Regions from separate parts of the Homo sapiens genome. Here region 2 is linked to region 1. The links are chromatin contacts, found by Hi-C in ENCODE. All regions are on one chromosome and are shown on one strand. The core of a region is the stretch at or near the end of the contact, and the rest is flanking DNA. Distances in the headings are between cores, read along the strand shown.

Region 1 (7,712 bases), core at 3,719-6,218:
GAAAGCTGAGGGAAAGTTTTCTCTTCTTTGGCTTAAAAAAAAAGTTAAACCTTGAAAGATGAAGCTATATGGATATGAAAAGGGGTGATAATATCATAGAGGATTCAACAGAAGAATCTATATAAAGTGATTTTGTGAGCAAAGTTACTCAAGGATTGGTGTCAGAAGACTTCACGGACTACACACACACACACACACACACACACACACACCCCAAAAATCACTTAAGAGGTTCAGAGTGAGTGATTTCAAGTTTTAAAAATACACCTTGAGATGTATAAAAGTATATAAATTCGTGTGAGTACCATCTGGACCATCCTTACTGTATAATGCCAAGACATATTCTACTGAACTGTCCTAATTTCTTATTTGAAGAGGGCTGTTTATTTGTTTTGAGGCTTCCAATATATCCTGGGGGTGGGGAGGCCTAAATGTATATCATATATCAACACAATAAAATTGCAATGCTTAAGATGAACAAGAAATCTCTGATTGTTTTTCAACAAAGCACAAGGCCTTATTCAGAGAAGGTGGAGTTGGCTAATTAGATAAAGCATGAAACAGAGACTCCTGTTAATTCATTACATTGATTTCTTCTGTCCTATAAAGTTAGGTTTTCTTGGCTGATTAACAGCATTACTATTAAGACACACATGCTCATCTCTTTGTTAGTTAAAAACACAATAATAAATGTAGTATCCAAACACATTATTGATTTTTAAAATTTTTTAAAGAGTGATAGTACCACTGTGGAATGTAGTGCTTCTAATAAAATTGACGACAAAAATTAAATGCAATGTTCAAAAACCTAAATATCAGCCCAAAGTATTTCATTAGCAACTAACTCCCTATTACTAAAAAATATTCACAAGATTTAATGTGTATCAGAAGCATCAATCACAGATTAAAACACGTCACAACTAAATACAGGCAATAATTACACAAGTTCTCTTCACTCCCAACCCTGAGGTTTTAAAATGTTTTCTGACAACATATATCCCCTTTATTTCCACTTCCACATAGAATCTAGGCAAAATACCTATTCTTTAGAAAGTCAAATAATATTGTAGTTTAATACCAAACCTAAATACTGTATATATATTTCACATAAGCAAAACACAGGTGATATTGTGTTTTCTTCATTGCTAAACTTAAAAACAAGATAGCCATGCTGCCAGCAGTAAGGTCCAAATGAAAACAAATTTCACAGCCGTTAAAAAATACATAACTGTCATTGTTAATAAAAGCCAAGTGTGCAACAAACTGGAAATACTGCTTGCTAGCCAAGGACAAGATGTGTCTAAATTCTTGGTTTCAGGACATCTCTTAAATGACCAAAAAAAAAAAAAAAAATCAAATAACATTAGTTCTTGCAAACAGAATGCAAATACAATGCTAATTAAAGTATTCACAAGACAATGACAAATAAGGCTTCAGGACCACAATACATATTATTATGTAACTGCAATACACATTAAGCAATCACCAGGTTGCAGGTAGGCCTTCCAAAAGGAGTTATTATGGTTTACCGTGATCAGAGGATTGTGGTGTTCCACTTAATCATGCTTTTGCCTGCAAGCAGGTGTTTACAGATGTCAAAAAGTAAAACACTGATTCTAAATGTAAACCTACAGTTCTGCCTAATAAATTGTACAGTAATAGCACACTGTACCTCACAACGTTTTCTGCATAAACTTTCTAATTCGACATGAAGTAAGCTGCATGAAGCAAGTTTCTCCGCTTGCTTTATGAACCAAAATTTAACTTCTGATTCATTTTTATTAAAATGCCAAAACTCACACACTTAGAGCCAGCCCTTGTTTCAAGGACTATGAAGTTAAAATTTAACATCCGGTGCAAAAGAAAGTGAGACAGTGAATGAGGGTTCATTTGGGTATGTTATTGTCTAAAGTAATCCTCAACCCTTCAATGAAAACATAGGCATCTCAAAAGTAAAATTTAAAGGATAACAATATTCAGTCTATTTAAAGAACAAATTACAGGAACCGCCAATGATAAACATAGTATATTCATAATAGAAGTAAATTCCGAATACTTCAATCTCCAAACACGAGGAAAAAAAAAAAAGGTGAGAGGCAACAGAGTATATGCGTGTCATAAATCAATGTATTTTCTATGATTTCTGTCCTGCCTGCTCAAAAATTTTCAGGAAGTCTGGAGTAAAATCTCTGGGCCCTTGGGAAGATGTTAGATGCTAGATGCTACCCTAACCAGCAACGCAACCCACCTGACACCCCAGAGCAGCTCACAGAACTTCAGAGTAGTGAAAGGGAGGGTATAAATAAGAGAACAGTAAAGGCAGGAGATTTTTCCGGGAGTTGGAATTACGACTCTGTAAGGTCGTTTTCCAAGGCTGTGCTTAAACTATTCACGGAAAAACACTTCTTTTTCTACCTAAAGCAGAGATCTGCAGCAACAGCAGCCAGACTCCCCTCGTCAGTACCAAAGAAAGACTAAGTTCCAGGTGCAACAAGCATACTAGCTGCCCTCTCTGCACCTTGGAGCAGACACAAATGCTGAAAGCCACCCCCAACCAGCTCAACTCCAAATATCTCGGAAGGGGACTGAAGGAAAACGGATACTGAGGTGCCCATTCTCAGGCTTGTAGCATCCACAGCCACAGAGACGGGAGAATTCCTGGCTCTGAGAAGGGGTGACCAAGATGAGGACATTCCAAACTGCGGGACATGTTCTTGCAAAAGAAACACGGGAGTCCCTGGAAACAGACGTGGGCCAGGCTTCTCCTCGCTACTGGTTAAGCTGGGGCGCTCCCGCCAACAGGCTCAAAGCCCCGGGAAGCCCCTAGTGAGGCCCCGTGGCCGGTAACCCCCAACTTGCAGGACGCTCAAGACACAGGCCACCGCCCTGCCGGCCAGGAACGCTGGCTCCGCGCTTACCTCGCAGGCCTTGAGCTTGTCACCATCTCCCTCAGACAGACCAGTCCGACGCGTGGCCATCATTTCATTTCAAATGACAAAGAAGGGACAAATCCTTTGGAGTCCACATTGGACGTGGCGGGGAATGCCACCACACACCCGAAGGGGAAGAATTCCACAAGCAGGCTCCGAGGAGGGGCAGGGCTGTTGAAACAGACAACGTGCCAGGGAATAAAGGTTTTCAGGAAGCGCCTTCAAATGCCTCGCTGATTTCTCGTGACTTCAACTGACTTCGCCTTCTTCTTCCATTTCTGGAGACTTAAAAACAAAGGCGACAGGTCTTCTTGGCAGCCAGTGTCGAGGCCAATTGCAGAAAGCGGTCCCCTTCTTCCCAGTGCCACTCCTGAGTCCTGGAAAAATCCGAATGGGTCGTGAAGGTTCGAGTGTCAGCTCCTAGAGAGATCCTAGGAAAACGAGAAGTTAAAGGTCATGAACTTTCTCCAGGCGCCTATCACTGTCTTGCCCACATGTCCACACCAAGTTCGCGTTTCCTCCCGAGCAAAACAAACAAAAAAAAATTTTAACGTAAACAAACAAAAAGCCTATAAATTCGAGGGGGTGTTTAAAAAAGAGAAATCTCGAAACTGCCCAGCGGTTGCGTCAAACACACCTGGCTGTTATGCAGCCTTCAAGAAAAAATGTTCCCCATTCAAGTGCATTTTAATTCATGTCTTTCCTGGGTAGAGCAGAGGGCTGTGCATGTTGTTTTCTGCATCACCCAGACAGGGACACTTCGGTGAAGTTTTCTCCCCCACGAGGCTGAAATGGGATCACACTTTCCAAGCCCCCTCTTCGCTCCCCTCCGCCCCCCAAAAACGCAAGCACAAAGCCAGCCTGGCTGGGGCCGGCGTGGGCTCGGCGGCGTCTCCGGGTGACTCGGGCGCCGCCCCTCCGCCCCTCCGCCCCGGCCGGCGTCCCCGAGGAGGCGGCTGTTTTCCTTGGCCCGCGGCGGGGCTGGGTGGGGACGGCCGGGGAGGCGTGCGCGGCCGCGGGTGGGACGCCGGCGCCGCTCCCGCTCCAGGGCATGATTCTGGAGCTACACCCGAGCAACTCTGAAGTCGCGGCTTTTCCCCCAACTACCACTCGACACGGCTTCCCTTCCCCTGTGGCCACCTAGGGGGAAAAAACGAGAAAAAGCAAACCACCACCCACCTCCCCACGATTCCCCCGCCCCTTCCTGAGGCGGGTCGGGGACCTCGAGCTCCCGAGGAGAGCGGCCCCAATATGGACTTTCTCAAAGGTGCTAGGAGCCCCGGGGCGAGACAAAACCGGGGGCCTTACCCTTCCCGCCCGCTCGGGCCCGGCGGCCGAAGCGCGGCGGCGAGCTGAAGCGGAGACGCTGGCCGGGCGCCGGGCCCGGCCGGGACGCGCTAGGCCGCAGGCTCGGTTAATATTCATGAGCGGCCCCAGGCGCCCCTCCTCCAAGGCTGGCCGGCCGGACCCCAGCGCCCACCGCCGGCCTTTGTGCCCTTCCCTCCGCCCCGCCGCCCGCCCTTGCTCCGCACACGCGGGCGCGGCCCCTCCGCCCCCGCCGGGCGCCCGCCGCGGGCTCCCTCCGGCCCCGAGCCAGCGCCCGGCCGGGTGGCCTGTGGCGGGAAGGGAGAGAGCCCGCGGCAAGCCGGGCACTCCACGGCCCGCGAGCGCAGCGCCCTCTCGGCTGAGACGGAAAAGAAACCAGACACGCACCAGAGGAAGCGGGACGAGTGGATCCGCACGGGGCTGGCCGGCTCCGGGACAGCGCGCCCCGCCCGCCCGCCCGGCGTGAGCCGGACCCCGCAGCCGGACGATCCCGCGCTGCCCGCCGCCGCCGCCGCCGCCGCCGCCGCGCTCCGAGGCCGCCGCCCCCGGCCGGCCGCTCCCAGGCACCGCCGCGACCTGCCCCGGCCGGCCCCGGGCTCTCGGCCGCCGCAGGAGGGCGTGGGGCGGGGCGGCGGCCGCCGGACTCTCCCCTCGCCTCGCCGGGCCGGGCCGGGGCCCAGCTCCGGCGCCCGCGAACGCCAAGTGACAGAAGCGCCTCGCTCCGTGGCCGCGCGGAGCTGTTTCCCGGGGGCGGATTTCTCGCTTCTTCCTCCCTGGATCCACCTCCTCCCACTCCACCTCCTTCCCCTCCCCTCCCCAGGGGAGGCTCTGGGGCTGAATATTTTCTGTCTTGAATAACACGGGACCGGGGAACCGACGCTGGAGAAGGGGGATTAGCCGGAGGCCGGAGCGGGGTGCTCGCCTGCCCCCTCCCCGTGGGTCGCGGGACCTACAAGCCCTCGCCCCCCAGCACCCCAAAACCAGGCACACAACGCTCCCCGCCCCTGCAGTCTCCCAAGCGCTGAACGGCAGCGTCCAGGGATGGGCTTGCTCCCGGGAAAGGAGACCTGGTGGTAGACGTCTGGGGTGGAGAGGGGGACAAGCCTATAACAGCGACATCTGCAGACTCCAGGGATCAAAGGTCCTAGATTGGGGGACAGGGCTTGGCAAATTGTGCCCCCACCCCTTTTTTGCAGCGGGAAGGCAATGAAGCTGCGACGAGACGTGGGACTTCCAGATAAGGGAGTGTCCCCTCACGCCTCACAGCAAAAATCTCTTCCTGTGGTGGGAAGGGGGAAGTTAGCCAAGCGTTGCTCATTCAGTTCTTTCCCTTTTATAAATTCTGCAGAGCGGCTGAGCGAATTTGGCGCGGCTAGCGGAACTGTGGAGAGGCGGCTGCGCTTCTCTGTCCGCCACACTCCAGGTCACAGCGGCTCCGGAGCCGCGGCACAACCGCCACCCTCCCCACCCAATTCCCGGGCCTTGTCACAGACCCCGGCAGCTCGCTCCGCCCCGCCGTGCCTCACAACATCTCCCGCTGCAAATTACCCAATCGGGAGACGCGACGAGAGAACGCGAACCAATCAGGGGCTGGTAAATCAGGCTTCCCTCCGCCCTCTTCCCCGCCCCCGGGTGAAGGCCACCGCCCCCTCGGCCTCTCCTTCCCACCCCGCCCCGCTCCGGGGAGGTGGCTCCCCGGCTCCGAGCCTCGCGGGGCTGGAGGGGGAGTTGCTCGCAGTCAGAGGCAGCGTTTGTCACCTTGTCACCCTCATCCTCGCCCCCTCCCATACACACTCCCCTCCCCTTCTCGGTGCTCCTGCTGGTGCTGTTGAGGGTCATTTTTATCCTCACTGCGGCCGGGGACTGCCAGCTATTGTGTCTGATCAGCTGCCACCGCTGTCCAGAGGGAAAAAAAGAAGAACAAAACCTAGAAACTGTGGAGTCCTCTTACCTTTTCCTTCTTTCTTTCTACACTCTCCCCTGTAGACTTAGAAACATCCCTTCTCCTTCCCCGCCCGCCCACCACCTGAGGTCCTGTTTCTTTATGGGGGACAGGGGAGCGGGGACAAAAAACACTCCCTGCAGCTGGAGTACCTGCGCCTTAGTTTTTACATCTTCCTTAAAGTGGAAGGTGCCAAACCAAATCTACAACTAAATCCTCCGCTTCAATTCGAGGGAAGACGTTGACGAGATCATTTTTATATGGCCATGAAATTTGCGTGTTCTTGACAGCCTGTCACCAAACAAGTCAGCTAATAATCAAGAAAAGAAAAATAGAATAAAATACAAGGACTGTATTTCAGTCAGATGGTAATTTACTAAATAGCCCAGTGGCTGTAGCAGTATCCAGTGCTAGATACAATTGAGTAAATTAACAAGAAGTGAATAGAAATTCAGGGTTCAAGTAGCTCACCGCTTGTGGGCTTATAGAATATGTCCAGAAAGGAAAAACAACTTACAGCACAAAACAACTCCTTGCACATGCAAATGTGCATGCATGGCATGAACGGCGTACCTAACAGCTGAGGACTTTTGGGTTAAAATTTTTGCACTAGAAATTTTTTAAATGTTGATTGTGAAATTTTCAGTTTGATAAAGGAGAGTAAAATGTGGGCCATGAAAGGAGAAGGAAAAGGAAGGAAAACACATTCTAGGAATTATGGAAAAATAACATAACCTAGAGAGGCAATATTTCTATAAGAGGTAATAAGATGTAAGGATCAAGATTACAATCCAACTCCATCATTTACCACGTAACTTAGGGAAAATTATGACTTATGTGTCTAAGTACTAGAGCTATCAAATTCAATACCTCCTGCTAGGTACTCCTCTAAAAGCTTTACACACAACATATTGAGATAGGTGGGTGGTGAAGCAAGGATTCAAGCCCAGGGGATCTGGCTCCAGAGTCCATTCTTTTATTCACAACACTATACTAGGCTGGGCCCAGTGGCTTATGCCTGTAATCCCAGCACTTTGGGAGGCTGAGGTGGGAGGATCGCTTGAGTCCAGGAGTTTGAGACCAGCGTGGACAACATAGGGAGACCCGTCTGTACAAACAAAAAGTTAGCTGGGCGTGGTGGCATGTGCCTGTAGTCCCAGCTACAAAGGAGGCTGTGAGGCAGGAGGATCGCTTGAGCCCAGCAGTTCAAGGCTGCAGTGAGCCCTGTCCAAGTGTGGCACTCTAGCTAGGGCAACAGAGCCAGACTGTGTCTCAAAAAATAATAAATAAATAAATAAATAAATAAATCACTGTACTACCTCTTAATATGGGTTTTTAATAATAACAGCTAACACTTAACTTACTATGTGTGAATTATTGTGGTCTTTGAGTGCCAATTTAACTCTACTCCTGGGACAAATATAATTGTGATGTTCTAAAATTTGGGAATGTTTTTAAGAACTGTTATGATAAGTTACTATCTTAGGTATCTTAAGTGTATTAGGCTATCTGTA
Region 2 (7,712 bases), core at 5,213-7,712, 3.8 Mb after region 1:
TTTTGTGGAGAAATGCGCTCTTGGAGTTTCCTACTCATCATTTTCAATGACATCACCTCCAAAGGACTGATTCTTGAAGAACTTCAACATTTGGTAGTGGAGTAGACAAGGACGACTCTGTGAAAAGTAATGAGAGGAGCAGTCAGAGAAGGAAGAAGAAAATACAAAATGTGTTGTGCCATAGAAGGCGAGAGAGAAGGGCAACGCAAAGGGAGGCACTATCAATGTCAAATATTCTGAGATTAAGAAAGAGTGAAAAAAATGTTCATTAAACATAGGTGCAAAGAAGTTGTTTGTGACCTGTGACCTTAACACTATTTCTAAATGAGACAACATTGGTATTTTGAGCAGGACAAGTCTTAAATATAAAGAACTGTCCTACGCATTGCTACATGTTTAGCATCTTTGACTTCTGGTAACTAAATATCTGTAGCACCCTTCACCCTTAAGTCATACTGAAAATATAGCAGTGATAAAAAAAAAAAATACTGCCACACATTTCCAAATGCCCCCTGGAGACTCAGCACTGCCTCTTTAAGAACTACTGCCTCAGGGAAATCTATTTTGCTAATATTACGGGGGCAGATGTCAAACAATAGTGACCTAAAATGTCAATACGAGAGTAAAGAATGAAACAAGTGAGGTACCACAAATAAGACTTAGCAGATGTTTGGCTGAAGTGAGCAGTTAAGAGTATACGGTCAAGAAAGGGTTTTCTGGTGGTAGGATTTATTATGTTTAAAGATCAGTGGAAATAATCCAGATGAAAGAGAGTTTGAATATACAAAGGAAGGGATAATTGATAATATAAGGTGAACTGAAGGGGGGGTGGCAAGAAAGGACAGATAGAGAAAATGGCCTTAGATGAGAAGCTTACTTTCCGCTTTGAAACAGTAACCTGAAGCACTTAGGCAATGCTGTAGGATCCTAACTGGTTTCCCTGCTCCTTGCCTTGCAATACAGATATTTTCAACACAGTAGCCATGTCATTTTCTGCTCATAACTTTTCAATGGCTTCCCAATTAACTCAGAATAAAAGCCAATCTTCTTATAATGGCCTATAAGATTCTTCACAGTCTGTTCCTCCACCCACTTCTTTAACCTCACCTCATTTCCTAATATTTTCCCTCTCAGTCACTGCCCTTCAATCACAGAGCTTTCCTTATTATTTCTGAACACATTAGGCAGTCTTTCCTCAGGACCTTTGCTCTTGCTGTCCCCTTTGCCAGAAACATTCCTTTCCAGACACCTGTATAGCTTGCTACCTCATCACCTTCAAATCTTTGCTCAAACGCCATGTGCTCAATAACCACTCTACTTGAAAACATTACTCCTCCATCCAACACTTTACCTACTGTTCTCTGTAGCACTTATTACTTTCTAAATTACTATGTCATTTGATTTTGGTGATGATGAGGCTTAAGTGGAATCAGTATATTCTATTATTTTATAATCTTCAGCAGCATGCAACTGCTCAGAGGTGCTCAGAAAATGAATGGTTGGATTAACTCAGGTTGAAGTTTCGCCAGACACAGGTAAAGGGTTTAGGGTATGCTTCTCAATATTAGCTGAACTTTAGTATCTATTACTTGGAAGAACTTTAAAAAATGGCCAATCTTGAGTCAGTAAGTAATTCTCCCAAGATCTGTTGATTGCATTATTTACATCATCCCTGCCTAGTACCATATGTTGATATGGTGACGTCCTGGTGTTTACTCCCCTTTCCTAGATAGTAATTTTTGTTGCAGTTTCTTATTTTTCGTCATAATTGAATGAAAGCTTCATATCACAAATCTGAGATCCCAAAGCATCTCCTTTTAGTTATGTATTATTCTTAAAATACAAACTCCATAAGAGCAAAACCCAAGTGACTTTGCTTAACACTATGTTCCTAAGACTTGATACGCAGAACTTCAATACTATTTTTTCAAAATGAATAACCACCAGTAGCGAAACATGTATGTGCCAGGTACTGCTAAATTATTTACACAATTTCAATTACTTTTCACAAACAGTACTATACCCTATTAAGTGAAGTTTAGAGACAAAGCAGGATAATCCTCAAGACTAGTAATTTGCCCAAGGTGATGTTGGTAGTCAATAATGTAGCCTGAGCTCTACGCAATGTCATACTGATTCTAAAACCCACGCTTTTAATCACTATACTAGGCTGAGTTTGTGAGGAAGGCAAGGACAGAGAAAAAAGAGATAGAAATGAAGTATGTGAAAATTTTTGGAAATATATCCTTATGATGTTTTAGAAATTGCAACAAAGCTTTTTAAAGTCCCTTTTGGCCAGGCGTGGTGGTTCACGCCTGTAATCCCAGCACTTTGGGAGGCGGAGGTGGCAGGTCACAAGGTCAAGAGATCGAGACCATCCTGGCCAACATGGTGAAACCCCATCTACTAAAAACACAAAGATTAGCTGGGTGTGGTGGCACGCACCCATAGTCCCAGCTACTTGGGAGGCTGAGGCAGGAGAATCGCTTGAACCCGGGAGGTGGAGGCTGCAGGGAGCTGAGATCACACCACTGCACTCCAGCCTGGCTATAGAGTCAGACTCTGTCTCAAAAAAAAAAAAAAAATCCCTTTCACAACTAGAGGCTTGAGGATTTCACTTTTTGGTTCTTCCTTCAGTTCTTCCTTCAATAGAATCACATTAAAATCTTGGTCAACCTATATATAACCTATGAGTTGATAGTTTTTCCCCTCTATTGGTTGGTATGTATTCAGTCTACAGGTTGAAATATGGGTCTTTTACTCATTTGCAAACTTGATATTTCTCATTAGATAGCAGTGTAAATAATCTGCTTTAAGATTTGCTATACATGCAAATTCATGTACATTTTTTAATATCTATTACAATATTTTGCCTGTATTAGGAATAATCTAGCTTTATCCTCCATCTTATTTGTGAGAACAGGACTGGATTTGTAATTCTTTTATTCTTTCACAAAGCAAACAGAAATAGAACCCAAGCTTTTTCCTCTTGAGAATTCAATTTTGCTATTTTTATCGTATACGTTTCTGCAGGCAAATATCCTTTAATTCAACAAATATTTATGGTATGCCACATGAAGCATTCATTCTAGTGGGAAACAACCAATAAACAAAATATATGGCAAATGGTTTAGGAAAAATAGATCAGGGTTAAGGGAGCAACATGGTGGTAGGGCGCCATCATGTAGAGTTCTCAATTAAACAAGACAAGACTTAAGCAGAGACCTGAAGAAGTGAGGGTGTGAGCCAAGCAAGTACTAAGGGGGAAGAGGATTCCAGGCAAAGGGACAGCAGTGCAAAGGTCCTGAGGCAGAGGCATGCTTGGTATACTGGAGAAAACAGGGAGGGAGGGTAGAATGGTGGGAAAAGAATGAGAAAGCAGGGCTGAGCGCGGTGGCTCACGCCTGTAATCCCAGCACTTTGGGAGGCTGAGGTGGGTGGATCACGAGGTCAAGAGATGGAGACCATCCTGGCCAACATGGTGAAACCCCGTCTCTACTAAAAATACAAAAATTAGCTGGGTGTGGTGGCACGTGCCTGTAGTCCCAGCTACTCAGGAGGCTGAGGCAGGAGCATTGCTTGAACCTGGGAGGCAGAGGTTGCAGTGAGCCAAGATCATCCCACTGCACTCCAGCCTGGCGACAGTGAGAATCAGTCTCAAACAAAAACAAAAACAAAAACAAAAAAAGAGCAAATAAAGAAGTCAGTGGATAAGAAGCCAGAAGTAACAGGCAGTTTACATATGGCCTAGTGGATCATGGCTATAACTTTGGCTTTTATTCAAGATTGGAATATTATCTGACTTTTTAAGGGATTACTGCACTGTATGAGACAGCAAACAATGTGGAAGCAGGCATAGAAGGGCAAGATCAGTTAGAAAGCCTTTGCCACGGTCCAGGTTTAATGATGGTGGCTTGGACCAGAGTGAACTTGCTGGAGGTGGGTTACAGAGATCAGATTGTGGATACATTTTGAAGGTAATGCTGGCAAAATTTGTTGATGGAGTCAATGTGAGATATAAAACAATCAAAGATGACTCCAAAGTTTTTAGCCTCCACTAGAAGAATGGAGTTGTCATTTCAAGAGATTGGGAAGATCTCAGCAGGACTTGTTTGGGGTGGGGGGAGATTAAGAGTTTCGTTTTGAATACATTAAGTTTGTGATGCCTGTTAGAAACTCAAGCAGTGCTATACAGTAGGCAGTTAAGTGTGAGTCTTGTGTTCAGAGGAAAGGTGTGGACTGGAAATTCAAATGTGGGTTTCATCCAGCCAGAGATCTGAATGAGATTGCCTAGGGAGAGAGAACAGAGGAGTGCGGGTTGTAAGATTTGAATCTCACGCCACTCCAGCATTTAGAGGCTGGAAAAGAAGGAGAAACCAGTAAGGAGTCTAAGGAACAGCCATTTGGGAAGGAAGAGAAGCAAGAAAGAAAATGAAATCCTGGTAGGCAAGATAAGGAACTTTAAGGAGAAGAAAGTTATCAGCTGTGTCAAATGCTGCTGACAAGTGGAGATGAAGACTGAGAAATAAAAATCAGACTTGAAAACATGGATGCTACAGATGATCTTGAACAGGTCCAGAAGTGTGGGAATGAAGTCTGTGGGTTCGAGAGAGAAGTAAAGATAAAGTATTTCTGTAAAGGAGAGCAGATCAGACTTTTGATAATGTGGTTTTATTTAGAGACAGTGTCTCACTGTCACCCAGACTGGAGTGCAGTGGCAAGATCTTGGCTCACCACAACCTCCGCCTCCCAGGCCCAAGTGATTCTCCTGCCTCAGTCTCCCGAATAACTGGGATTACAGGCGCACACCACCACACCTGGCTAACTTTTATATTTTTAGTACAGATGGGGTTTCAAAATGTTGGCCAGGCTAGTCTCAAACTCCAGACCTCAAAATGATCCACCTGACTTGGCCTCCCAAGGTGCTGGGATTACAGGCATGACCCACTGCATCCGGCCTATTTACTTTTTGAGACAGGGTCTCCCTCTGTCGTCCAGGCTGGAGTGCACTGGTGTGATCATGACTCACTGCAGTCTCGAACTCCTGGACTAAAGTGATTGTTCAGCTTCAGCCTCTGGGAGTAGCTAGGAATACAGGCATGCATCACCATGCCTGGCTACTTTTGAGCAAATGGTTTATACCAATTTCAGCAGACATCTAGTTATCAAACAAATTAGTAGTAATTTTGCTGCCAGTTTTCAAAGTTTCTATGAAATGTTATTTGTTGTACTCCTCTGATGTTTGTCTTCAATGGATTCACTACAAATATGTCAGAAATTACATGTTAAGATGCTACCGAATTTTTTTGTTTTCATAATTTCAGTCACTGTCAATTTTTTTTTTTAGTTACTGGTAGTTTAAGAGAGCATTAAATAGGCTTTTTATTGGTCTGCACATCTCCACAAACAGCAATAAGCTCTACATCTGGCAGATGGATGTGACAAATAAGATTATGTAATTAAAATTTTTTTTCCAACCAGTTGTGATTTCAGAGCCTTTCTCCCTACATCATTCCATCTCTCCATTCTATTAGGTCTAGCAATAACGTAACTTCTTGGATACCAAGTAAATCAGTTACTTTTTATTTTTTGGAGGGGGTTGTTTCTTCTGACTTGTTTACTATTTGCCTCTTCTGTGTTAATCACCTAATTATGTTTACCACAATTCTTTTCATTAAACTATGTTGCCTTACAAATAGTGCAAAAAAAAAAAAAAAAGTCAACCAATCACCCGAATACCACCACTCTCAACTAACGGTTGTTTGGTATACTTCACGTTTCTTCTCTCAATGTACCTGCAGCAGTACATAAAATCAAATTTGTAGCAATTTCACTTAACACACCTGAGAACTTTCACATGAATTTTCTTTCACCAATGGACTTCAGCGAGGAAGAAACAGAGGAGGGAAAAGTGAGAGATAAAGAGAGGGTGGGCAGGGCACCGCTGGGTATGGAAAACGTTAGAAAGGGATGGAAAACGTTAGAAAGGGGTGAAAAGCCGAGCGCAGTGGCTCACGCCTGTAATCCCAGCACTTTGGGAGGCCGAGGCGGGAGGATCGCTTCAGGCCAGGGGTTCGAGACCAGCCTGGGTAACACAGCGAGACCCTATCTCCGGAAAAACTTTTTTTAAAAAATTAGCCGGGTGTGGTGGTGCATGCCCGTGGTGCCAGCTACTTAGAGGGCTGAGGTGGGATGACCCGTAAGCCCCGGAGGTCGAGGCTGCAGTGAGCCGTGATCGCGTCACTGCACTCAGACTGGACGACAGCGCGAGACCTGTCTCAAAAAAAAATAACAAGGGGTAGGGTGGGGCAGTGAGATGGTTCAGCGTTGTTCCCAAGGAACTCATCTCCCTAAATTTCCAGTCTCAAGCGCCGCTTTCATTCCCTGCCCCGAGCGGCGCTCCCCGCTCCGTGCACGCATCTCCGCTGAGGGCCGCCCTGACGCACGGCCTTCTGCCTTGAACACAGAACCCCTCAGCCCTTCCTATTAGCCGTTTCTGGCCGGGACTGCACGCGCTCCTTCCTGCCTCGGGGCGCAGGGTGAGACTTACGTCTAAAGGGCGCCCGGCGAGCTCGCAGCAGCCCCTGCCCCGCGGAGGGCCGGTGGCGCGCGGCGTCCGGTGAGGGGCAGCGGCCCGGGCTCGGTTCCGGCTTCCAGCAGCGGCCCGAAGGCGCCGGAGCACGCTCCCCGCTCCCCAGAACGCAGCTTCCGCGGCTGCAGCCCAGGCAGCTCTTCGGGAAGCGTCCGCCCGTGGTCTCGCCAGGGGGTTTCCGACCTCCCCGCCCGACAGCGCAGGGGCGGGGGCCGCGGCCGGAGAGCTCGCCCGAGAGCACCCCCTCCCGCTGCGCCTCTGGGCGCACGCGCAGCCGCTGCAGCCTCCCTTATTTAGTCCGCGATGGCTTCCCTCGCGCCCCACCGTCCTCTTCCGGAAGGCGGCTCCCTCCCTGCGCAGCCCGGAGCCCCTGAGATCAGCCTCGAGCAGGCGCCCGAGCGAGACTATCCCTAAACGGGAACGGCGGTGGCCGACTCGCGAGTGAGGAAAAGAAGGAAAGGGCAGACTGGTCGCGAAGAGAAGATCCAGGCCTCAGAGGAGGAGAAAGGCCGGAGCCAGCCGAGGTTTGCCGAGGGCGGTGTTCCGGACCCGCGCGGTGCGGGGAGGAAGGCCGAGGGTGGGAGAGGAGGGGCCCGGCGGAAACTGCCGAGGTTTCCCGAAGGCGGCAGCGTCCGAGTTGCCCGGATGTAGTTGGTGGAGCGGCAGCGGCGGCACCAGCGGCGGCGGCGGCGGCGGGAGGAGGAGGAGGAGAAGAAGGACCAGGCGGCGGCAGCAGCGGCGGCGGCGGGGGGAGGAGGGGAGGAGGCGGCGGAGCAGGAGGAGGAGAAGGCGGAGGAGGCAGTCGCTCTCCGCGGGGCTGAGCCGGACGCGTCGTCTTGCCCCCCTCCCCCCGGTTCGCGGTGCCGCCGTGTAGTTGGCGCCGCTGCCCCGGCTGAGAGTGAGCGTGGTGTCGACGGAGGGAGATGGCCCGGGAGCGCCGGCGCCAGTAACTGGGAGCTGATGAGAGTCGCCGAGGGCGCGCCGGGCCCAGGTGCCGGGGCTGCCCGCCGCCCGCCGCCGCCGCCGCCTGCGCGCCCGCCCGCCTTTCGCGGCCGCTCTCCCCCCTCCCCGACACACACTCACAGGCCGGGCATTGATGGTAATGTATGCGAGGAAACAG

What was found. Hi-C counts contacts between places; a loop is a spot of excess contacts on that map. Pooled maps may share reads with other maps.
Region 2: a loop to region 1 is called in a map with no recorded cell type, with 8 times the contacts of the local background. The contact joins the promoter of WAC-AS1 here to the promoter of ARHGAP21 in region 1. A Hi-C loop is called at or near these places in 4 of 37 single-sample maps with no recorded cell type and 7 of 50 pooled maps.

What each region holds. Positions count from the first base shown.
Region 1 is chr10:24,718,919-24,726,630 of GRCh38, forward strand. ARHGAP21 (Rho GTPase activating protein 21) reads right to left here and starts at 4,969. Exons shown (of 26, transcript NM_020824.4): 1 at 4,644-4,969; 2 at 2,919-3,361. The coding sequence starts at 2,981. RefSeq lists silencers at 3,749-4,058, 4,119-4,478, 4,499-4,578, 4,669-4,738, 4,769-4,958 and 1 more and an enhancer at 4,502-5,412.
Region 2 is chr10:28,525,892-28,533,603 of GRCh38, forward strand. It overlaps WAC-AS1 (WAC antisense RNA 1), which reads right to left and starts at 6,463. Exons shown (of 3, transcript NR_033805.1): 1 at 5,844-6,463; 2 at 57-117. WAC (WW domain containing adaptor with coiled-coil) reads left to right here and starts at 7,227. Exons shown (of 14, transcript NM_016628.5): 1 at 7,227-7,712. The coding sequence starts at 7,689. RefSeq lists silencers at 6,481-6,900, 7,271-7,420, 7,631-7,710 and enhancers at 6,627-7,310, 6,931-7,120.